Regions from separate parts of the Mus musculus genome. Here region 2 is linked to region 1. Evidence: chromatin loops called from intact Hi-C (ENCODE). Cell type or tissue: gastrocnemius. All regions are shown on one strand. Links, peaks and the distances in the headings refer to the core of each region. The heading gives the core; the rest is flanking DNA. Region 1 overlaps Fhl2 (four and a half LIM domains 2). Region 2 has its middle 48 kb from the start of Fhl2.

What was found. A loop is a pair of places that touch in the nucleus more often than their neighbours do. Peaks named below come from ENCODE experiments on the same cell type or tissue, not always from the same donor. Only the 100,000 strongest peaks of a DNase experiment are listed, where the experiment ranks them.
Region 2: a loop joins it to region 1, with 2.1 times the contacts of the local background. A loop is called at or near these places in 2 of 42 quality-filtered maps.

The regions. Positions count from the first base shown.
Region 1 is chr1:43,137,271-43,149,084 of GRCm38, forward strand. It overlaps Fhl2 (four and a half LIM domains 2), which reads right to left. Exons shown (of 6, transcript NM_010212.4): 3 at 4,428-4,602. Among named protein-coding and RNA genes, the nearest start is that of Fhl2, 21 kb to the right of the region's middle. In gastrocnemius, for the core only: a CTCF peak has its summit at 6,179 (motif pointing right); DNase peaks (open chromatin) are centred at 2,529, 4,427, 5,711 and 6,190; H3K27ac peaks cover 367 bases.
Region 2 is chr1:43,206,464-43,218,277 of GRCm38, forward strand. No RefSeq gene overlaps it. Among named protein-coding and RNA genes, the nearest start is that of Fhl2, 48 kb to the left of the region's middle. In gastrocnemius, for the core only: no CTCF peak of the experiment used is centred there; a DNase peak (open chromatin) is centred at 5,618.

The DNA.
Region 1 (11,814 bases), core at 2,015-10,014:
CCTGCCATACCCCACTTGGGTCCTAAGTTTCTAATTAACGTGGCTTAAAGTTCCAGCATCACCAATCGCCATGCAGCTATGTCTTCGCCACCCCTCCCCAGCTGTGCTTCAGACAGGGTGCTTCTGTTCCCGTCACAGTGTGTCATTTAAAAGTCGTATTAACCAGAAAAATGTTGTAGCAATAAGAATCTATCTTACTGAAGGTCTAATTATCTCCTTTGGAAAAGTATTACTTCTCACCCCATATATCTTCCCCAAATACTTCCCATATGTCAGTCTGTCACCCAGAACTCTGCAGTCCCTCCTCTTTGCCAAAAGCAATGCAAGCCAGAAATAAAACAGAAAGTTAGTCACTCTCCCACAGAAGGATGGGAGCTTGAGTGTGTGGATGGAGCTCAGCAGCAGGGTGTTCACTGGCGTGTAGGAGGCCATGAACATCCACAGCACCACAAGTCAGAATCTGACTTAAAACTGTCTCCTAAGCATCGTGTTCTTCACACATCGATGGGGCCCTGCTACATAGGACGACACAGGGTTATGGTGGCCCTGGATCTTAGAGTTAGTATTCGATCCATTGAAACTACAAACTCAAAAACCCTTGACAACTCTAACTCTCTCTCTCTCTCTCTCTCTCTCTCTCTCTCTCTCTCTCTCTCTCTCGTGTGTGTGTGTACACATGCATGTGCATGTGCACACGTGTGCTCATGTGTTTGTGTGAGAGTGTGTGTGTAGGCCATGCATATGTGTAGAGCCCAGAGGCCAACTTCAGGTTTCATCCCTCAGGAATTGCATCATCTTTTTTCTCTCACTAGGACTTTAGGCTCAATCATCTGTCAAGGTTGGCTGTGATCTTCCAGATTCTGTATCACGCATCTTCATCTGTACACGAAGACACATTCACTGGCAGATGTTATAGTCAGCACTGAAGAGCCCATGTTCCTCACACAGCAGACACTTAGAAACACCCAGGGAGAACGGGTACCCTCTCCACCTCCAGCCCGTTCTTCTTTCAGGACGTAACTGCTTCTGGGACTTGTATTTTTTCTTCCCCTTGGTAAAAATGGTTATTGTATCTGAGTTGGGGCAGAAACAAACAGAAACAAAGGGTGACAGCCTCTTTCCAACAAAATCGCCATGAAGCACTCACGTGGCCCTGCCGCATGGGGGCGCACTACACATCTGTGGAAAGGAATTACTGTGGCTGCGACTGGAGCCTGATATACACTTGATTCCAATGGCCAATCAATGCTCCTCGTTTCTGTGAGCTGTGCCTTTGAGGGTGGTCACAGAACAACGTGGGACTCCCTGTGTGAGGAAGACTGCTAGCCACAGGACCACATGTGGCTAAAGCATCAATGAGTCAGTGCAGAGGGAGAGGAGGGGCATCGGTCAACATCCGCTTTGTCAGATGAGTGTGAACTCTGCAGTCGCACTTCTTTAAAGCCCTTTCTAACCTCCCATTTGTTCTGACAGGGGGATTTCACGGTTTACACACCCCTGTGAGGTGCTGAGAAACGGGCGTTTTCTGACTGAGCCATTTTCCAGCCCTAACTTCTATAGCTTTTACATGTAAAGAAATGATGGTGATGGTGATGGTGATGGTGATGATGATAAGTGATACCTCTAGTTCCTACTACTTGGAAGACTGAAGTGGTGGGATCAATTGAGCTTTCTTACTGCCCCTCCCCCATCTTGTAACTGGCTGGCCTAGAACTCAGAGATCTGCTCTGTCTCCAGCTATAGAGTGCTGAGATTAAAGGTGTGTCCCATCGCACCTGAGACCGAATAGGATTCTTAAAGAAAAATAATCCTTTTAAATGGCGTTATGTTGCTCGCATTTATCAGTGGAGTGAACTGAATTTTGTCTAGACTTCTCTTTAAAGTTTAACATATTTGATAGCTTTACTTAAAAGTTCTTTGATTAACAAACTTCAAATTCTTAAGTAGTTCCAAAACTGAGTTAAAATTATAGGTATTGTGATAATTAAATATTATTAGTGCTAAAATAGCTAATACATTAAGAAATTTCAACTAAACCGCAAGCATGGATCATTCTCTCAACATATACTTTACAACTCAGAATCTCAAGGTTAACTCATGTTTTTAAAATCTCATACACACTTTAGTAGTTACTTAATATTTCTGTGGTCCCGAGGTATGCAAACTACTGATACAGCAATTGTTATTGTGATCTACAAACATGTTACATGACATTTATGGCTGTCCTGGGACATACAAATCCTGTGGGCCACAGAGTGGATACACCTGGTGATTCTAAAGTTTCTTAATATGTCTGCTTCCCCTTGATTCTAAACCTCCCTCTGATTAAAGGATTTCAAAGAGGCTGTCTTGACACTTTAAACTATTTAGTTATCTTGCATAGAAATCTGGTTGTGCCATCCAGGCTGGCCTGGAATGCACTGTCTTCCTGCCTCAGCTTCCCAACTTCCGGGGTTCAGGACTGCATTAACATACAAATTGCCTTGTAAGCTATTTGAGTTCACGGCCTATACCCAGTTTGTCCACTAGAGGGCGCCTGATGACCTTGCTTGGACCACTGTCTGCACAGGCTCCATCAGCCTCCTCCACATGAGTGGTTCAGAGCCCATATTGCCCAAAGTTACATTTCCCCAAACTCCATCTACTCACACTTTCCTCTGTCCTCAATCAGCTTGCTGGACCCCTGCATCTAAGTGATCTGCTTACCGCTGCTTCCAACCTGCCTGGTCCTATTTGCACGCCCATGGCTGGATACTCTCTGTGGGCTTTGTGTACTTATCCGGGAGCTACACAAAGCCATCATGTCAAGCAGTAGGTACATGTGTGAGTATGACACACTGAAAGCTACCTGGCTCTGAACCTACCACCTGTGCTAGTACCGTGTTCTAAATCATACCACCCTCTAAACTGCTAGGCATCAGAATCCTAGGTCAGGTTCTCTGAGATGTTCTAACGTCCATTTTTACATCATGTGTATGATAAGACTTGCTTCTCAAATCCCATATTTACATATGTGTATTTGTGTGCATTTTTTCAGTGATGGTAATCAAACCCACACAGTGGGCATGGAGCTACAGCAGTCCTCCCTATACTTTTATTAACTCACTTGACTGGCCTCTAAGTCACAGAGATCTGCCTGCCTCTATGTCTGGCATACTGAGACTAAAGGTGTACCCCGCCATACCTGGTCTATCACTCACTTTTTTTGTTTTGTTTTGTTTTGGTTTGGTTTTTTGGTTTTTCGAGACAGGGTTTCTCTGTATAGTTCTGGCTGTCCTGGAACTCACTCTGTAGACCAGGCTGGCCTCAAACTCTGCCTCTCAAGTGCTGGGATTAAAGGCATGCACTACCACGCCCCGATATCACTCACTTTTTACAAATAAGAGATTCCTTTGTCCTATATAAAGTCAAGATGAGAGGAGAGACAGGGAGAGACAGAGAAACAGAGAGAGACATAGACAGACAGAGAGACACAGAGAGAGAGAGACAGAGAGAGACAGGGGGGGACTCATCTTCTTCAGGTAAAAAAAGAGACATAGTATCATTGCGTATAGTTCTTAACCCAGTTGTGGTTCTGTCCTTTTTTGATGTCTGTCTATCTAGGACATAACGTCATGAGGTCAGGCAGAGGGTGAAGCTAAGCAACATGCAACTCCTGGCCCATCCTGGCACACCAGAGCACAAATCATAGTTGTTGAAATAACCGAGTGTAAATTCAGCAAGCAGAGCAGATCAAGAAAGCACGTGTACTGGGAGAAGCGAGCGAGGCAGGGGAAGAGACGCATTTCCAGGGAATTGCTGGCATTCCTTTTCTGGCTAGTTCTCTCTAGCCACAAGCTGCTGTATATCTTTGGCCAACCAACCGCAGATCAAGAGTCCCCAAAGAAAATAATTATATCCACTAGAGAACGTATACAGACGTCTGTCATTACACCACACAGCATAACAGTGTTCATACACCACTTGCAGATTATTTTAAATATTTGTGGAAATGTTTTATATAAGAAGGAGGCATTCTGCATAGGGTGCTTGAGAACCTGTGGGTGTTGGTAGCTGAACCCAATTCCTGAGATATCAAAGGCTGACCGAACAGGAATTCCACTTCTCTTAATGATACACCTCACTCCTCTCCCACCCCCCACCTTTTGAGGGGTAGGGGTTGAGACAGGCCTTGGATGTCCTGGAACTTGCTCTGTAGACCAAACTCTGCCTGCTTCTGCCTACCAAGTGCTGGGATCAAAGGCGTGCGACATCCTCTCCCAGTCACACCCCTGCATCTGAGATCGATTAACATATCCTGTGTTCAGGGCCCAGCACTGAAGTATCAACACCAGTGTCTGTCTCTGGACAACTGAGAGTCCCACCCCACAGTCCATCGCTGACCTGGCTCAGTGCCACATGCGAATGATAAAGGCATGCGTTCTGACCTGGCATGATGGTTTTCTTGCATTCCTGGCACTTGGACGAGTATTCATTGGAATAGCAGTCGGTGCACAGCAGCTGTTCCTCCTTGGCAGCAAAGGGCTTGTCCACCAGCGAGCTTCCACACCGGGAGCAATGGAAGCAGCCTTCATGCCAGTGCCGATCCTTGTAGGACAAGTCCTAGAGAGGCAGACACACAAATCGTCAGAGGCGGGACAGGAGAGGTGACACTACTGTCTGACTCAGAGCACAGGGGCCTTGGTGCACTACATTGCTGGAGTGGGTGGGTAAGAGAGGGAGGGGGAGGGCGAGGAAGGACGGCAGATTTGCCTGTGGACAAGCCTGTGCTGTATTTTCTTGATTGGTGATTGATATGGGAGAGACCAACTTACTATGGGCTGGTGGTCCTGTGTGCTATTTAAAAAGCAGGCTAAGCAAGCCACGCGGAAGTGACAAGCCAGCAATCAGCTCTTCTCCTCTGCCTCTGTATCTGTTACTGCCTCCCTGTTCCTGCTCTGACCTCCTTTAGTGATGGAGTGTGGGCTGAGAGTTGTAAGCTGAAACAAGCCTCTCCTTTGGATGTCTCTTTTGGTCTTGCTGTTTTCTCACAGCATGAGAAACCCTAACTTAGACACTGAACTAGGAGGCCTTGTTTCTGAGAGGTTCACGTTCCTCTGAACCCAGTTCTCTCCATGTCAGTGGGTTGGTCCTTTGAAGAGATGGATCAGAGACATGGCTGACACACATGCTGGACTCCCGTAAGTCTAAGTATGATGAGAGTAGGCAGTGAGAGAGCAGAAACCTAAACCTGTCTTTTGAAGGTTAAATACTGAAAGTAATTTTAGAAGAAAAAAAAATTTGGTGGGGAGATCATATGTACTTCGTTGTATATTTTGATAAGTGAAATGCAATATAATCTGCTTTAATTTGAGACCACCTGTCGGTGTGTTAAGTCACTACAAACTGCTAAGCTCATGCAATGTGTACATTATCATTATATGATATGTCATATACATATATTGGTATCATTTGGGATTAGGTATAACCTGGACTCTTTCCATACATATTCCCCATTTTTAAACTTAAACCCCTTATGGGGCCCAAGTAGCAGACAAAATAAAACAAACAGAAAATAAACGGCAGATATTTGCACGGTGAATGATGGTAATTAGGACCATGTTGTAAGCTCACGATACTGCATAGCCCTGAAATATAGTTAGTACTGAAGCTCAGAGACACTTCTAAGCTTCTCCACAGTCACACAGCTGGCATGTACCCAAGTCAGGCTGTGGTATGGTTTCCACTCACTGAACCATACCAGATGGGCGTTGAAAAGGGCCAGCTTTTTCAGAAGTTAGCTGGCCTTCCGCTGTAATACGTCATCCCACTAATGAGGGTTTTCGGTGGAAAGGCTACAGATTGCTTTCCACGGCCACCCACCATTGGACAGAAGTGAAAGAGAGAAGTCAGAAGCCTTTCTTGTAAGGTGGCCTACTGTCACCTGGCAGCAACTCTGCTCAGGGAGTGGGCACTGCACACACCAAGGGGTCACTTTTAGCTAGCAAGGAGAAAAGCTGCACAATTTTGTTACTTTTCGCTGTGACAGAACACCACAATCAAGATAACATAAAGTATTTAATTGGGCTTAAAGTTTTGGGGGATTAGAAGCCATGATGGTAGAGCAAATGCATGGCGATGAGAAGAGCTCAGCTCTCACATCTCAGAACTGTAGGCTGGAGGCAGAGAGTGTGCCACCAGATGTCACCAGTCCCACACAGACTATCGAGAAGGACAGAGTCCTTTGCATTGGTGTTATGAGACATTTGCAGAGAAACCAGCTGAATGCTCTAATTGGTCTAAGGTTTTACGGAAACTCAGAACATTTCTACAACAAAAACACAGCTGTGGTTAAAGACTGCCTAGCTGACAGTCATTTGACACTTGAAAGTTTGACCTTAAATATGAACACTGTCATGTCCTCTAGATGGACATGGCCCATCCCACTCAGAGAGCCAAGTCAGGCATGCAGAGATCACAGAAAGTCTATGAAGAGTCAGACAGAGCCATCCCTGCTGTCCTCTCGTGAACGTGGCTCTCAGTGCACGTTTCCTGAGGCCTTCCGAACTCACCTGTCTCTCTTGTGCATGCACACACTCAACATAGATAACATAGTACATATTGATCATTCTTAAACCTTTCTGACAGAAATTGAGAACACTAGGCTGATTCTATGACAGGCTTCAAACTAGCAGTAAAGGAGACTAGTCATACATATTTGTTTCCAAGAAATGGGCAAGTCCAGGCAAGTCCAGGCCTCAGAAGCTGCCCCAACACCTAGTCTAAGGCAAGGACGATGGGTTAACAACAGTTTCCAGACTTCCTCAGCAATGTCCTCAGCAAGAGTTTCCAGCCCCCATGCCCTGGTAATGCAATGTCCCTAGAGATGGAGTAAGATAAGGGTCACCTTCCCCAGAATGCCCTAATCGGGTCTTTGAACACACTTGTTTGTTTCCCTATCTTGGTAATGAGAGACCCCAGCATGCTGGACTTCTGCAGAATAAAGCATTCTTTGCATTTACATACTATTTGAGTCTGGGGTATCATACTTCAGCAAATCATGGACCCTCACAAAATGTTTTCTCTGTAGGTAAATGTCAGCCTCTGATTATATGCCTGAAGTCAGTGGTAGACCAAAAAGGAAAATACCACTAAACAGCGTTGTACCACCATTGCTGGCAGGTCCTGGAGGTGGGGTGTAAAGGGTGGGGTGGGGGGAATCCCTGTTTCAGGGGATTCCCCTGTTCCAGCTAGAGTTGGTGATGGACTTTCTGGCTCAACATCGGAGTATGTGTGATGTGCAGGCAGTAGGAAGGTCTCCTGTGTGTCATATGCCTTACATGACTAATGCTATTGGGGGCTGGGTACCCCTGAGGTCACAGAAGCAGGAGACTCAACAATTAAGCTCAGGGGCCCAAGAGCCAGACCAATTATACCCTTGATCCTCCACCTACCAGCTGCATAGCTAGGGCAAGAAGCAAGCCCCTCAACCCCAGGCTTCTCACTGAGAATACAGAGGGCAGGTGCCCGCTCTCGGCTGTGACAGAAACAGTAAACACACAAAGCGCTTGTGGCAGCTTCTGCTACGTAGAAACCGTCTAGTGAGTGCCAGCTCACAGTCAACCACGAAAGCAGTGACCTCAAAGTGTCACTCACCGGCACTAAATTTCCACACGGAGATGGTAATAAAAAATCAGAATTTTTTTTTTCTTTCTTTCTTGTGTCTCCTTGGGTTTTTTGTTTTGTTTTGTTTTGTTTTTGTTGTTTTGTTTGTTTTTTAGCTTACCAGAGAGACCAAGCCTCAAACTCAGCATCCTCTTTCTTGGCCTCCCGTGAGCAAGGGTTCCAAGTATGAGCTACCACACCCTATTTAAAAATTTTAACATCTTAAAATCTCCACAGTAAGAATTCCAGTGCTCGATAATTTTGTATAGTGCTTTCAAACTTCCTTTAGTTCTTATAATCTAAAAATATGTTTCTAAATTCAACTTGCCTATTTTGAGCCATACAATTACCCTATGAGATAAGACTTTGTGTTTATTCTTGAGCAGATTTGACACTAGGATGCAAAAAGTTATGTTTCCCCAGGCATTCCCCACCCTCCAACCCCCAAATTTCCACCTTTACTGATTCAACAAACCAAACTGTGCTTCCGTTTTATTTTATTTCATAAAGGTGGTACATCAGTGTCAGCCTTTTCCAAGTCAGTCCCTGCATGCTCGCCCAGCCTGGGCTTGCCCCAGCACTTTTACCCGTCCATTTGCTCAGCTGCACACAGAGCACACATCTTACCTGTCCTTCGAGAGTCCGCCCAGTGCCCTGGCCAACACAGAACCTCTGCATTTCTTTGAAAGCCACACCTCACCCATGAGGCCATTGGGCAATTCCTGGAGCTCTGAGGCTGTGCTCTTTGACTCTGAGATCACTTGATACCATCTCAGCTTCCACCTAGTCCCGGAGCTTGCTGTATTAATCAGGAAGTGGGCAAAGGGCTTGTGTGAGAAGATGGTGACTGAGACTGAAGAGCACAGAGAGGCTTCCAGGCCCATTTGGTTTCAGTGTCTTTAGTCTTACTTAGTCCCAGGATTTCCCAGGGCTCAGAGACAATCCAAAAAATACCACTCAAAAATTAAGATAATAGGTCAAACCTGGCCAATGTTTGACTCTACCTGCCAAATATTTATCATGAAGATCCAGTGCCAAGTGATCTTTCCATTCTTCAGATTCACAGCCACAAACAGAACTTCAGCTTTCATGATTAGCACCGTGCCAAGTAGTGTTGACTAGTTCATTTTTTTCTACATATTTTTGTACACACGGCCCTGACAAGCATAGGTTCTGAATCCTTGGATCCAAACAACCACAGACAAAAAAGATTCAAAACTAAAATTTCATCTGTATTGAACATTCATACTTTGGGGGGGCTAATATCCCCTAAAGAATACAACCCAATTCTTCATATAGTATTTGTACTGCGGTGAGTATCACAGGTAATCTAGAGACAGTTTACAGAATACTGGAGGCTGTGTGTGGTTCCGTGCAAATGCTGGACTAGTCTGTATAAGAGACTCGATCCCTTTCAAAGAGATCCTGCACCCACAGTCTCTTCCAGATACTGAGGAGGACCATAATACATCATGAGCATTGATAATATTTAGATGCTAAGGGGCAGGTTAGCTTGAACTGGCTTAGCATGCATAAAGCCCTATGCACATCCCAGCACTGAAGAAAAAGACAGAGATAGATAGAAGCAGAGGGAGAAGAAGAGGGAGGGGGAGGAGACAGAGACTCAGAGAGAAGTTTTCTAGAGAGATTGGAAAAAAGAAGGGAAAAGACAGTTTCTATTTCCCAGAAAAACAAAAACAAAACCACTAAGGCTAACCTTGAGCTCACAGGAGGGTCACAGACTGCTGTAAAATGTGATCCACATGGGAGAACAGCACAAACATTTCTCTTCATGCGATAGCTTTCACTTTAAGAACACCCCTCATCTAGGACACGCTTGTTGCTTCCCTCCAAATGTACCCTTGTTAGGACTTCAGCTGAGCCCTGGGAGAGCCTGTGACCCAAAAGGCTGTAGCACTAGGGTCCCTACTGCAGCCGGCTACCTTTCAATGGCTCCTCTGCGTGGCCTTCCACGAATGCTAGGAGATGTTTGGCTGTCATTTCCCCAAACTAACTGCTTCTCAAACAGACTGATATCAGAGTGTGAGGGGATTTGCGCATCAGTCCTGCCCAGCTTGCCAAGAAGGTGCTCTCGGCTTTGGGACTACAGGGTGATCCTTTTTCCATTCTGTTCTTTCAGATCCTTGCAAATGGAGTCCGGAGGAATGGATAGCAGGAGAAAGAATGGCTGTCACACACTGTCCCCGAGAAGAACAATCTCCTCGCACTGTCTATTTCCCTGACAGTTCTGGGAGATAAGCAACCTCATTTGATAGACATGGAAATGGAGAGTCATAGGTGACAGAGCCAGTGCCTGTCACACAACTTGTTGAAGATGGAACAAGGTATAAGACTTGGCAAATCTGCTTCAGGGTCCTGCCTTGAGCATACCGCTGCAGGTTGCTGTCTGGGGCTTTTTGAGCAGAGAGTTAGTTTTTTGTTTTTAGTACTCAGTCAGCCAGCTTTACTCCTCACTTTGAAGGCCCTGAATTATTGTTTCCTTTAAATATAGTGTTTTTTTTTAAAGATTTTCCAAATAAATCCAATATTCACCCTTTACTACATTTTTAATTTCCATACTTTTAGATACCTATAGCCAACCACAATGTGAGATTATTAATGGAAAATTCCAGAAATAAACAATTCTTAAGTTTTAAGTTGAAACATGTTCTGAGGAGCATGACAAAATCTCAAGGAATCCCACTTTGTCCCAGAGGGGGCATGAATCATTCTCTCGTCTGTAGCATTCACATTGTCTATGCAGCAGTCAGCAGCTGACTTGTTACTGTGCTGATTACAGGGTGTCCTGCTGCTCACATAAATCACAACTTGGGGTGTCTACCAGGAACCTTGGAATGCGACCTAGGACAAGTAGAACTTTTGTACCCATGATATCTGTGTTCATTTCAAAGTCTGTGGACAGAGTCTACATGGAGAATCTATAAAGGTAGTTTGCTCATTAAGAACAGAGAAATCAGGCCAAGAGACGGCCCCTCTGATAGAGGAGCTTATGTACAGACCTTATCCTTGGGTCCTGTAAGTCAGAACTTCCAGGGATTCCCAGGAAATCTCCAAGGAGGGTTATTCTCTAACATCTCTACAAATACACAATAACTCACATACATAATAACTCACATATGTCTATATTCACACACAATTATTATTATTATTAATACTTTGGAGAGCACTAGCTTGATACATTTTAAAATTTTATTGTTGTTATTATTTTGTAGACAGGGTCTCACTAGGTAGCCTTGGCTGGCCTAGGACTTGCTATGTAAACTGGAATGGCTTTGATTTCACAAAAATCCACCGGCCTTTGCCTCTGGAGTATGGGTATTAAAGGCATGATCCACCACACCCAACACAAGATAGCATTTTTTTTTTTAAAGAAAAAATAAACTTGAAAGTCATCCCAAGGACTAATGATCAAGTTGGCAAAAGGCCATGAGAGGAAGAATGGAGCAGCACTCTTACCAGAGAAGGTTCTAGAAGGGCTGCAGAAATGGCCTGCGCCATGTCAGCAGGGAGAATGGCCTGTTTCTCTAACAGCTCCCTACACTAACGGTGCTCAAGAACTTTCTAAAACAGGATAGGGTTATCTTGGTCTTCTCTGGATACCTAAGAAGCAGAGTCTAGATTAGAGTTCACACATTACTCCCCACACAAGAACCTCCTAGATTTTCTGTTAAAAACCTTCCAATGTTAAGTGAGAAAATGTATTCTGATGGGAAGGATTTGTACCAATTCCATCACCACATCAATGTATCCTGCTTGAGTGACTAGGAAAGCCAGTGAGTAGCCCATGTATGTGTTTCTGCTCCCGAATCAACCATCCAGACCACACCTGCTGTCACTGCTTCACTTCTAGTTGAGTAGAGGTAACACCTGAGTAAGGGACTTGATACTACAGGTTAGGAAGTTTGATACAACCATCTACTCCCTGTTTAAACATTCCAACCCTGCGTGGGGAGAGGACCTGAGACTTCCCTCTCGAGCTTCCACAGGCTTGTGGAATAAACTCTATTGAGAAGCTCACTCTTTCAGTGACTGGCATACTGTGCTGGATGGGGACAGCAGACACAATGCGTCTGCCTCAGTAACACCAGGAAGCTGGACAGGAACCATACAGCAAGCCCAGCACCACTTCTGCACATGTCATTGCCATCG
Region 2 (11,814 bases), core at 1,820-9,819, 69 kb after region 1:
AGGAAGAAAGTCAGTCAGGTCTTGGATCTTGGCTATCATTGTAAATAATGATCATAATCAGGTCAACAGACTATAATTTTAGAATCGTTTAAAAACCATCATCGAGAAAAATTTAACCCACTGAAGAGATATTAGAGAGCTGCTTTGCTGCCTTTCATTGGATTATATCTAGTCAATGGAAGGAACCAGTATCAATTAAAAAGCAGGAGAGTAATGGCAGGTCCTCAGGAGCCTAGAACCTGCATCAGAAGAACTTCAAGTTGAAAGTGTCCTACTTCAGGTAATACCTCTTTGTCCCTAAGTCCTGAAGGGCCATGGTTTCAACAGTGCCCACAACAGGTTCCTGTGCTGTTCCTTATTCATTTCTCTAAGTGATGACCTTACCTTTGTTCCTTGGTTTAAAGGATGCTACAATTACCTAGGTTGATCTTAATATTCAGTATCACACCATTGAGAAATGGATTTTTAAGAGGTGATTAAGTCATGGGCAACCTTTCCTCATGAATGGATTAGTGGCCTGATAATGAGTGGGTTTTTCATAAAGGCTTGTTTAGCCCTTTTGATCTCTCTCAGATGTCCCCTTAGCATGATGCATTGCCTTCTTACTACATGTTATGATTGAGCACTTGTGAACCCATGACCTTGGTTTTCCTAGCTTCCAAAACAGCAAGCCAAGACAACCTCTGTTGCTTGTAGATTTCTCATTCTATGATATCCCGTGTCAGCAGCTGAAGGACCCTGCTCCAACTTCCCTGGTAGAGACATGTTCCCCTCACTCAGTCTGTGCTCACTGACCCACAGTCTTCCTAAGGGCAGCACTATCTTATACCAAAAGATCAAAGTGATTGCAAGACAAGATTGTGTTAGGGATCACTAAAGCAAGTCTGATGACTCAGAAGGTACCTGCCAAAGCTGCCTTCAAATGTTGTAAATGCCCCAACTTCAGGAGGAAACCACAAGGTAAAATTTTATAATGTGGTTAAAAAAAAAAACAAAAACTGTGAGTGCTTTAACCCTTTCAAAGGTAGAATTCAATGTATAACAAGTAGGTTTAGATTATCATGTAAGAACCTACACCATCCATTTCCCAAACATTTCACCATTCCAAACAGTGACTCTGTCTGTCTGTCTTAGTTAGGGTTTTACTGCTGTGAACAGACACCATGACCAAGTCAAGTCTTATAAAAAACAACATTTAATTGGGGCTGGCTTACAGGTTCAGAGGTTCAGTCCATTGTCATCAAGGTGGGAGCATGGCAGTATCCAGGCAGGCATGGCGCAGCAGGAGCTGCAACAAACTGTCTTCATCCAAAGGCTGCTAGTGGAAGACTGACTTCCAGGCAACTAGGGTGAGGATCTTATACCCACACCCACAGTGACACACCCATTCCAACCAGGTCACACCTATTCCAACAAGGCCACACCTTGAGATGGTGCCACTCCCTGGTCCAAGGATATACAAACCATCACACTGTCCTCATTAAACACGAAATTCTCCCCCCCCCCACCCCATCAGCTCCTGGCAGCTACCATTCTATGTTCTGTTGGTGAATTTGACTGTTTCCATTGAGTATTCCCCCCTCCCCCTCAATCCCTGCTGTGTTTGGCTTTTTCTCCTCCATGATGTAGAAAGAGGAAGAGGAGGGGGAGGGAGAGGGGGAGGGGGAGGGGAGGGGGAAGAGGAGGAGGAGGAGGAGGAGGGAGAGCCATTATGCTGGGAGACGTGGAGGAGAGATGCCATGCCTGAGAATAGTGCAGAACAGAGAGGCATGGCCGCCATGTGAAGGAACAGCCCAGTTGGGCCAGACTCTGGGTCCAGAGCAGCAAAGATAGAACACAGAAATTAGTAAATTGTAACTTGGGATTATTGACAGGAGGTAGATTCTATAAGTAGTGGAGGTTAGGCAGTAGCCCAGTTATTGTGCTGATTAAAGCATGTCAAAATATAAAGACTGTGTGTTTGTCTTTCATTCGGGAATGTACAGCATTGAGGTAGGTAGTAAAACCGTGCCTTAAATAATAAAATTCAACAACCTGTCACCAGAGAGTTGGATTGTCTTAAGGAAAAAAACAAAAACAAACAAAACAACAACAACAACAACAAAAACCCTTTCCATTAATTAAATTGTCTCTTTTACTTTAGAATATACCTATAATTTTAGGTATAAGACCCAGTCACATGGTTCATTTAGGAGAGATGTCAGAATATGGGTGTTTCCTGTAGCAGAAATACCCATAGACATATGTTCCAGTATAGAAATGTGGGTATTTGAGAAACATCACTTTGTTTTTGTAAGTCTCCAACCACGTTTGAGACCATTAACCTGTCTATTTAAAGATACACCATCAAGGAGTGGCTTCTGAGGCTAGGTTGGAGTGAGCAACCATCAGAGTTGTCAAGAAGCTGATTTGCTCCAACCTGTGCATGTGGAGGGGTCATTGGCTGCTGCTCTTCTCAGGCAGGTGTTAGGAACCGGATGAGTCTAGCTTGGAAGCCCAGGGACCCCTTGAAACATCCTCAGCAATGCACACTGAGTCACCTGTACTCTGTCCATGGATGGAGAAAAGGCTTTGTCCTCTGACCTCACCCCATGTCCACTCTGCCATGCCACAGCCATATCACCCGACTGCATTTCCTAGTTCTGGGGTCAGCCACTGGTTGACACTGGTAAGTAAAGGAACAAGAAGTTGGTGTCTTCTCATCCTTCTGTGGCAGGACTTCTAGTGTGGTTGAGCTCTCTCTGTATATATATATACACATACACATAGATCATATACACATACACATATAGTTATCTCAGCCTCTCTCTCTCGCTCTGTATATATATACATATACATACATCATATACACATACACGTATACATATAGATATCTCAGCCTTCTGAGAGGTCACTCAGCAAGGACTCCCTCCTCACCCTCCCTGGTAGTTTCTCCACATGCCCACTGTCTATGTATCCACTGCCCAACATAACCCCTCCTGCTGAAATTACTTGGGTTGAATCTGTTTTCTATTTAGATCTTATCTTCCCAGATTTAATGTTAAGGTTTCCTATTTATACCTGTCCATGAACATTTACTAAAAATGTGTTCCTTTTTCCAAGCCCAACTGACTTATTTTTTCAGGTACAAGCAAACATTATTACAGGTTTTCACACCTGTGGCTTCCATGTCAGTAAATTAACCAGCCCCAGACTAAAACACTTGAGAAGGAAACTTGTATCTTTAACTAGATATATACAGACTTTGTCACCATTTCATAAACAAAACAATCTATATTGTCAAGAACACAAATGACAATAAATGCTGCCAAGGGTGTGGGGGGAGGGGGAACTCTTTTTTTTACTGCTTATGGGATTTTGAGCTTGTTCAGTCACTATGGAAATCAGTATGAAGAATGCCTCAAAAAAAAAAAAAACTGAAAACAGAGAGAACACATAACAGAGCTATCTCAATCTTGTATCTACACTGGAAGGAACCTAAGTCAAAAATACCACAGAAACAACTGCACATCCATGTTTATTGCTGCATTATTGGCAATAGCCAGGAAATAGAAATATCTTAGGTACACATCAACAGATGAAAGGATAAAGAAAGTGTATACATGTATACAATGGAATTTATGCAGCTGTAATGAAAAATTAAATTGTGGAATTTTCAGAAAAAAATGAGTGCAAATAGCAATTACTGTGAAGCAAAATAAGCCAGACTTGGAAAGACAAACTGTTTTGAGTCTTATCTCTTAGGTAGAACATAGATTTAAAATTGTGTGTGTGTGTGTGTGTGTGTGTGTGTGTGTGTGTGTGTGTGTGTATGCCTATATTTCTGTATGACCTTGTATGTTTTGTAAAACTAGAAAGAGGAATACTCATGAGAGGAAAGACGAGCTCTTAAGGGAGCTTGGAAATAGAGAAGGTAGAGTAATAAGAAAGTGGAAGCTACGACTTCTACTTGGGAAGAAAGGGAAGCAGCTGGTGGAGAAGAACAGACGTGAGCCATGAGACCAGCTGGGGAGTGTGGTGTGATGGCACCATCGCATATGCAGAAAACAAACAGCTTCCGATGAGAAGGATCATTCAGGTGGTGCCAGTGCGTTTCTGACTTCTGTTCCAAACGTTCTATCCATGAAGGACCCACAGGGGCAGTTTTAAAGCATTTTATATGTATGAATGTTTTGCCTGCGTGTATGTATGTGCACACATATGTCCCCGGTGTCTGCTGAGGTCAGCATAAGGCATCAGATCCTTTGGAACCAGAATTACAGATGGTTGTGAGACACCATGTGGGTGCTGGAAATCTAATCGTCTACAAAAGCCACAGTGCTCTTAACTGCCAAGGCATTTGTAACAAAGACATTTGTAACAATCTTTTCTTCACTAGAGATCAGAATCCTTTGAACTTGATCCTTCACTACCACCTTCTGGGAATGTATCAGTTAATCTTTACTGTATCTAACAGCAAGGAACTTTGAGAGTACCACTCATGAGTCCATTCATTTGTCAACAAAGGAACTTGCATTGACTCTTGCAGAGTGAAATGAAATGTGGTGTTGTATTGCATATACCCTAGGTACGCATTGCTCTCATTGTCAGCATAAAGATCATTGCTTCTGGGCTGGGGCTCAGCAGCAGAACACTTGCCTAGCATGTGAAAGGCCCTGGGTTTCATCCTTGGCGCTGCAAAAACAAACAACAATCCATTACTTCTGCTATAGTAAGAAGTTTCCAGGTGAAATTATGTGTCCTGACCCATTCCTGGTTCCTTATTTGATCTTTAATCCTTCTGTTTTATCTTTAGCCACCCTTGTAGAAGTACAGTACAGTCTGGAAACCCTTGACTCCTTTAGGCACAATTTCTAAGAAACAGTCAGCCAGTAGCCATGTTGATGTCTCATAGGGGTTAATTCTTCAGACTGCAGTGTATGTGCTCTGTAGAAAGCATGTGGTCCAAGTGAGAATGGTGTCTTGGAGGCATAGCTAAACAGCTGTTGCTGTGATAACTAATGTTTACTTTCTGTGATCGTGTCAGAGTTACTCCTGGCACATAACTGGTAATCCAGCCCCTAGCAAGTGCCTGGCCAAGTGCTGATGGAGAGCTTCTATAATTACAGCAGGATGGAAGGGTTGGTTTCCATCCTTTTAGCACTATGAAGGGAATTTAGGGGCAGGAGGGAGCAGAAACTGTCTCTGGTAAACTAACAAGCAAATCATGTAGTACATATATTTCCTGGATTTGGAAGCTAGAGATCACCCCACTTGTCAGATGCTGAGACTAACAGAACCTGCTTAAAACTTCGAGATTTGTGAAGATGTGAGAAATTAAAACCACGTTGGGAAACGCTGTGCTGGGACACATGGAAATTAAATAACAAGAGTGCCAGGATATGACAGTGCCGTACAAACGCCCCTTTACTAGCTCCAAGGGTGAGGACTATGAAGGCAAAGGGGAGAAACTCCACTCTGGGAAGAGGAAAAGTCTGTAATCTAAGAGGTGATGGGATAACCAGAAAGCACAGGAAAGCAAAAGGACAACTCAGATCAGACTGGGAAACATCCTTCATCTCAAAGCCAGTTCCCAGGTGGTGTGGAGGGTAATTCTACGTTAATGCTCAGGTAGCCCTGGAGAGCAGCCAACCCTGGAGACAACAGCCTGGCAGCCCCAGGCTCAGAAAGAACAAGCAAGCCTTTTAGAAGCTTTAAACCCAGGGCTAGGATGTGGTCGGAAAGAAACCCCTCCTGCATAGCGGGTTAGTTTTAGAGAATAAACATTGCATAATTCACCATAGCAGAGAGTATAGCTAGAAGAATCCCGAGTAGAGTCTTATTAAAGGACAGAGAAATATTCTGGGGGATCAGAAGACATGAAATAATTCCAATTCAGGGTCTCTTGGGGGTGATCCTGCCATAGGCTGGGGTCACTAGGGGCAGTTATGGAGTGGCAGGATCTCAAAGAGTTGACTAGAAGTGGAAACAGTAGGGACAGGGACTGGGAGGACTTGTAGGATGGTGACCTCTTGGTCTGTGGTAAGACCAAGACCAGCTGATATACTTACTGTATTAAAGAGGCAACTCTGAGATTGCGATGAACAAGGCTCAGCGCTCACACCTGGCCTCACTCCCTCCAATGTAGGACTCAATGGATCCATATACTCTGAGGCATTTGGAGACATCTCAGAACCTAGACACTTGCAAAACCCCTGAGAGCATAGACTGAGTTTCTGAAACAGGTAAGCATGGATCCAGTTTATGTGCCAATGAAGCTCTTCAGGACTAGCAGCAAGTAGGCACTGGTCTAGTTCATATGCCATTGAAGCTAGGGCTAGCAGCAGCTACAGAGGCCCCCTCCCAACCTCTACTCCCACTGGAATTCTAGGGATGCTCTGAAGTGAATATAGCCCTGCCACAGAAAATATACATTTGATCATATTGGTGGGTAATGAGGGGTAGGGCTCTCCCTACATTTCAGCATCAACCTGCTTGGTGGCAGCTTGAAGGAATTACAATGGCTTCAGCTGTGGCCCAGCACCTGTAGATCTGGTAGATTCTACTATTTGAGAACTTAGGAAGAAGCCTTTATCATCTGAGAACCTGAACTAATGAGAATTTTCAAAATTTGTTTTCTCTCTCTCTCTCCCTCTCTTCCCGCCCCCCCCCCCCGCAGAGTTTTGCTTAAATGTTTTCTTACTCTTTAATTGAATCTTGTAATGTCTTGCCTTTTTCCTTTTCTTCATATAAAAACTTTGCTTTTTAATTTTTCACTACCCTTTGTTCTATTTCATTTCCCCATCATTAATATTCAGCGATTAACTTCATTATGTGCCATATTGTCTGTTTCTTTTCTGTTGTTACTGATGGTAGTTCACTCCTTCAACATTGGCTTTTTATAAGATGTGTGTCAAAACAGATGTGTTTTGTTTATGTGTTCTTGCGATTTGTTCTGTTTTCTCTTAGCAACACTGGGATCCAGTTCCCACAGAAAAGGAGACTCTTACATAAAAATGGAAGCAGTTTCTACCCCGGTGATGTGCAAATTTTGACAGGACACACCAGGAACATGGAAAGAAAATAACACGATTCCTTCAAAAGCTCATAACTCTTCAGTAAATGAATCCAAAAATATCAATGTGGATGGAATTCTGAACAAAGAACTTAAAGTTTGTTTTTTAAGTCATCAATGGATTCAAACAAACAGATGAATGAGTTAAGAAAGATAATTCAGCAAAAAAGATGAAGATTCTGAAAAATATCAAAACAGAGCTTGGAAAAGATCTGTTCACCAAGTCACGTAAAAAGCTCGGTGGAGGGCTTTGCTGCCTCAGTTTCCTTTTCCTGTCACTGTGATGAAGTCCTCTGACAGAAACACCCAAGGAAGAAAGAATTAACATTGGCCCATAGCTTCGAGTTACAGTCTGTCATGATGGTGAAGTCCCTCAGGAAGCTCCTGGTCACATGTGTTTATAGCCAGAGGAGAGCAGGGACATATATGCTAGTGACAGACTATCTTTCTGTACTTTAGAAGATGTCCTTCCCATGGGATGTTCCTGCCTACAATTAAGACATATCTTCTTCACACATCAACTAACATAATTGAAATAACCCCCACATGCCTACCCAGATGGCCTTTTTCCCAGGGGATTCTAGATTTTGTCAAGTTGAAAATCAACATTAACCAGCATAGGAAGAGATAAAGTAGGAGAAAGAGTGTTAGGTAGTTAAGAAAATAGAGGAAAAAATAGTAAGCAGCACATACAAGATCCTACCACACAGCTGAAAGACCCAATCTACAAATGATCAGGATAGACAAGGGATTAGGTACACATTCAAGGAAAAAAAAAAACCTAGCCAGTGAAATAATAGCACAAAGTTCTCAACTCCAGAAAGGCATGAATACCCAGGCACAGAAGCATTTAGAGCGCTGTGTAGACACACCCAGAAAAGAGCCTCTCCATAACTTGTTATTTAAGGTAACAAAGGCGCAGAAGAAGAGTGAACTCTTCAAGGGACTGAGCACCCAGCCACTTGTTAAGGCAAATCCCTCAAAATAGCTGTAGATCCCTCAGCATAACGGGGACATGAGCACATGGCGTAGTGTATTTCAAATGAGGAAAGGAAGTAACTGCTAACCTTGGTCACCAAAGCAAAGGTGTCCTTCGGAATCAGAGGTGAGAGGAGAGTTTCCCAGCTAAGCATAAGCTAGAGAAATCCATAAGCACAAACCAGAAGATACATGAACCAGCCCACCACTTAGAAGGCGCTAAAAATAAACTAAAAAATAAATATAACAGGACAGTAGTGTATAAGCTTCACCGGAAGAGAAGCAAGGGAGACTTAGGAAAGAAAAACAAGATTAACTTGCTGAATCTTTAAACCTTAAGGAAGAATGAGAAAACAATCAATCAAATAAACAAAAAAAGAAACAAGAAAAAGTATGAGAAATGCATAGAGACACAGACACCTATTTGCACACACAAGAATCCCTAACCAGAAGCCATAATATATGCAAAGAACCTGTGAGGTTAAAAAGAAAAAAGGTCCAACTTAACATTATGAGACAAGGAACCCCCAAAGATTCTGTTAATCTTTTTATTAGTTCTATTCTTTTAGAGAACTCTAATCAATACACTGTTCAATTCACATAACAGAATAACTAGTTAACTAAGAAGGAGAGATGGTGACAGAAGGCAGACCGGAAGCTGGAAGGAAATGGGACTTAGAAGCAGAACTCAGGAGGCTCCTGTTACTCCAAGGTTGGTCCATTCTGAACTAAATACCAAGCTCACCATGCAGATGTGTGGTTTGGATGACCACGTAGCCCTTAGCATCAAAATTCAAGTCACTAAATTGAAGGCAGATCAATAATCCATAACATATTGATAATGTAATATATTGAAGCACATACATTTATTTACATAGTGAATATAAACTTGCTTGGGATTTTCACAAATTAATACTTTTGAATAAGAAGAAACAGAAAGCATTTTGGCAAATTCAGGAGACTCCTTAATAATGTTGGGTGTCTGGCATGAAACTACACTCAAACTTTGGACACTGTAAAAATTATTTACCCTTAGTAAAATACAATATCCTGTCTGGAGGCCCGGGAGGAAGAGAGTCCTTTAAAAGAAGCTTACAAAAATCTTTTAAAAGTGTTCTTGGACACAAAGAAGGCAACAGTTGACTGTATCAAGTATGAACTTGGGAGAAACACAGGGATTATGTTTCACTTAAAATACACATGAAGTTCAGAAGTCACAGGAAAGCTAGAAAAAGTCCAGGAAGGGAGAGGGATTTGGTTTGGCTAAGCCAAAATCGTTGAAAGTTAAATGGTGACATTTGACACAGTCAAGATGTCACCTTATTTGTTATTCTCCCCTAGAAATAAACCCTTCATGTTCAACACAAGAGGCCCTGTTCTCCGGTTTACCCCAAGTACTCAACCGCTCTGATTGTTGGAGGTTTCCAGGCAGCACAAAGTGACTAGGAAAACTCTGCAGGCCTGTGCAAAGTGGCCCTGGCAATCAGCAGCCCCTCAGAAGCATTTTAACAGAGCCTTGGATAGCTGATGCTTGCCGAAGCTGGTGAAGACAGGTTGGCAGTCACTTATATTCCAGCTGGACTTTCACTGTCAAGCTACAAGCTTAGAGTTTAGGTCTAAAGAGGTACAGGTGAAGCCAAAGAAATGAATGGGGGCCGAGGGCTGTAGGAATGCAGGATGGGGAGGAAAATGTTGAGAGGGGTTAGGAGGATAAAAAGACAAGTGGAACCGGTGCTCCTTTCCTGACCAAGAAGACATCCTGAAGGCAAAGGACCACGGGAGAAGATCTCATCTAAATCCCCATCGTGGTAAGGGGTGGATCAGCTCCTTCAAGAACAAGTCAGCCAGATGAAATAGATGACAGCCTTCCTGTGACGTGCTGGAGCGTGGCTCTCATGGTTCCCTCCCTCCACCCTTGCTTGGTTTTGCACATACAGGTAATTCTAGTCCATTCCAGTTGCTATAACAACCTCTCAAAGTCTTGTACTCAATGGAAGGACATTTCTTGAAACTAGAAAGTATAAAACCAAGTCCCAAGCAGGTCGGGCATCTGATTTGTAGATGGCTTTTTGTTCCTCCCATACATGGCTTCTGAAGTAAAAAAAAAAAAAAAAAAAAAAAAAAAAAAGCCAAGAATTCCCATAGATCAGGGCACTTATCCTACGGATGAGGCTTCACCCCAATTATATAAACACATCTTAAAGGCTCCACTTTCACATTGTCACCTTGGTGGTCAGGATTTCAACATGCAAATTTAGGGAGGTGTATGCATTCAGACCCAAACACATGTTCTGCACTGTCTCATGGAAATGTCTACGGTGGTACATATGTATTATTTATTTATTTATTTTTAATATAATAATCTTGATAGTATTTTTACATATGTATTTTTATAGGAACAAAAATATGAATCACTTAGGAAATTTATTTTGACTTGATACAGAACACAGACTTGTACAGGTTAAGGGGATATCATGTAATAATATTCAACACATCTATAAATTGCTTAACATTAAATATATTTGCCTCCTCAACTCTTATTTACTGTAAAAAATTTCAAAATTATTTTGATATATATTCTATAAATTCACAAGATTTACTTTCTCCTTTTTCCAAATCACTTATTTACATCAGTAAAAGATGACAAGGAAAAAGTCACCTTAAACGTGTATTCTTGTTGGGGCAAAAATAAAGCAGAGAGCTTTAATTATGGAAGCAAAAATTAATCTTCTATTGTGAGATGCACTGTTTAAAACCTCTAAGCTGGGACTGAGCAATGGCTATGTGAGTGTGAAGACCTGGGTTGAGTTCCAATCCCCAGCACCCATGTAAAGCTGGGCCAGTGTTGTTGTTTTATGAGGCTGAGGAGAATCCCAGGAGAACCCCCAGCAATTCATGGGCCAGCTAGAGAGATGTATATGGCTATGAACAAGGCAGACCCTGATCTTCAACAGAGTAGAGTGTGAGAGCCAAAACCAAGGTTGTCCTCTAACTTCCTTGTGTACTCCATGCACACATACACCTGCATATTCTCTCTCTCTCTCTCTCTCTCTCTCTCTCTCTCTCTCTCTCTCAGACACACACACACACACACACACACACACACACACACATTTCTAAGGTGGCGGGAAGTACAAATAGGAGGTTTTGAGAAAAACAAATCCATTGTATTTCCTTATTTCTTCCTTTTTCCTTTCTTTTCTTTTGTCCCTCCCTCCTTCCTTTCTTCCTTCCTTCTTTTAAAATCACTCTCCCTCAAAGGCAAACCAGCATGTCATTGGATTTAAGTAGATGAAGTCAAGGGTTATTTCCAAGAGGGGTTAGAATCAAGTATGGGACAGATAACTGGCTACAAGATGGTGTCGGGCCACAACGTATGCTCGTTGAATGGATGTGCAGAGCCCCGCCAGCTCTTTTTTCTAGGCACCTGAAGGCTCACCAGTCTTCTGATGTGGTAGCACATTGTGGATGGGAGAATAAAGGTATTAAAAGAGATAACTTTTCTTGCTTTAATTTCTTGTTTTGACATGGTTAGGCACAACAAGAGAAGGAATGAGAGCCCCAAATGTCATTGACTGTTATTTAATGGGTAATAACTTTCAACTTGGCTCTGTTCACGAGCCGTGAGGGTCAGTGACTGTAAACTCCTTTAGCTTCAGGAATTTCAGTCTTGATTCCAGAACTAAATGGATATATCTGAAAAGAATGTGTGCATTGGATGACCGCAACCCTAGAAAAGCCAAACAAACAAATAAGCCCAAGTTAGGAATGTCTGTGGCTTC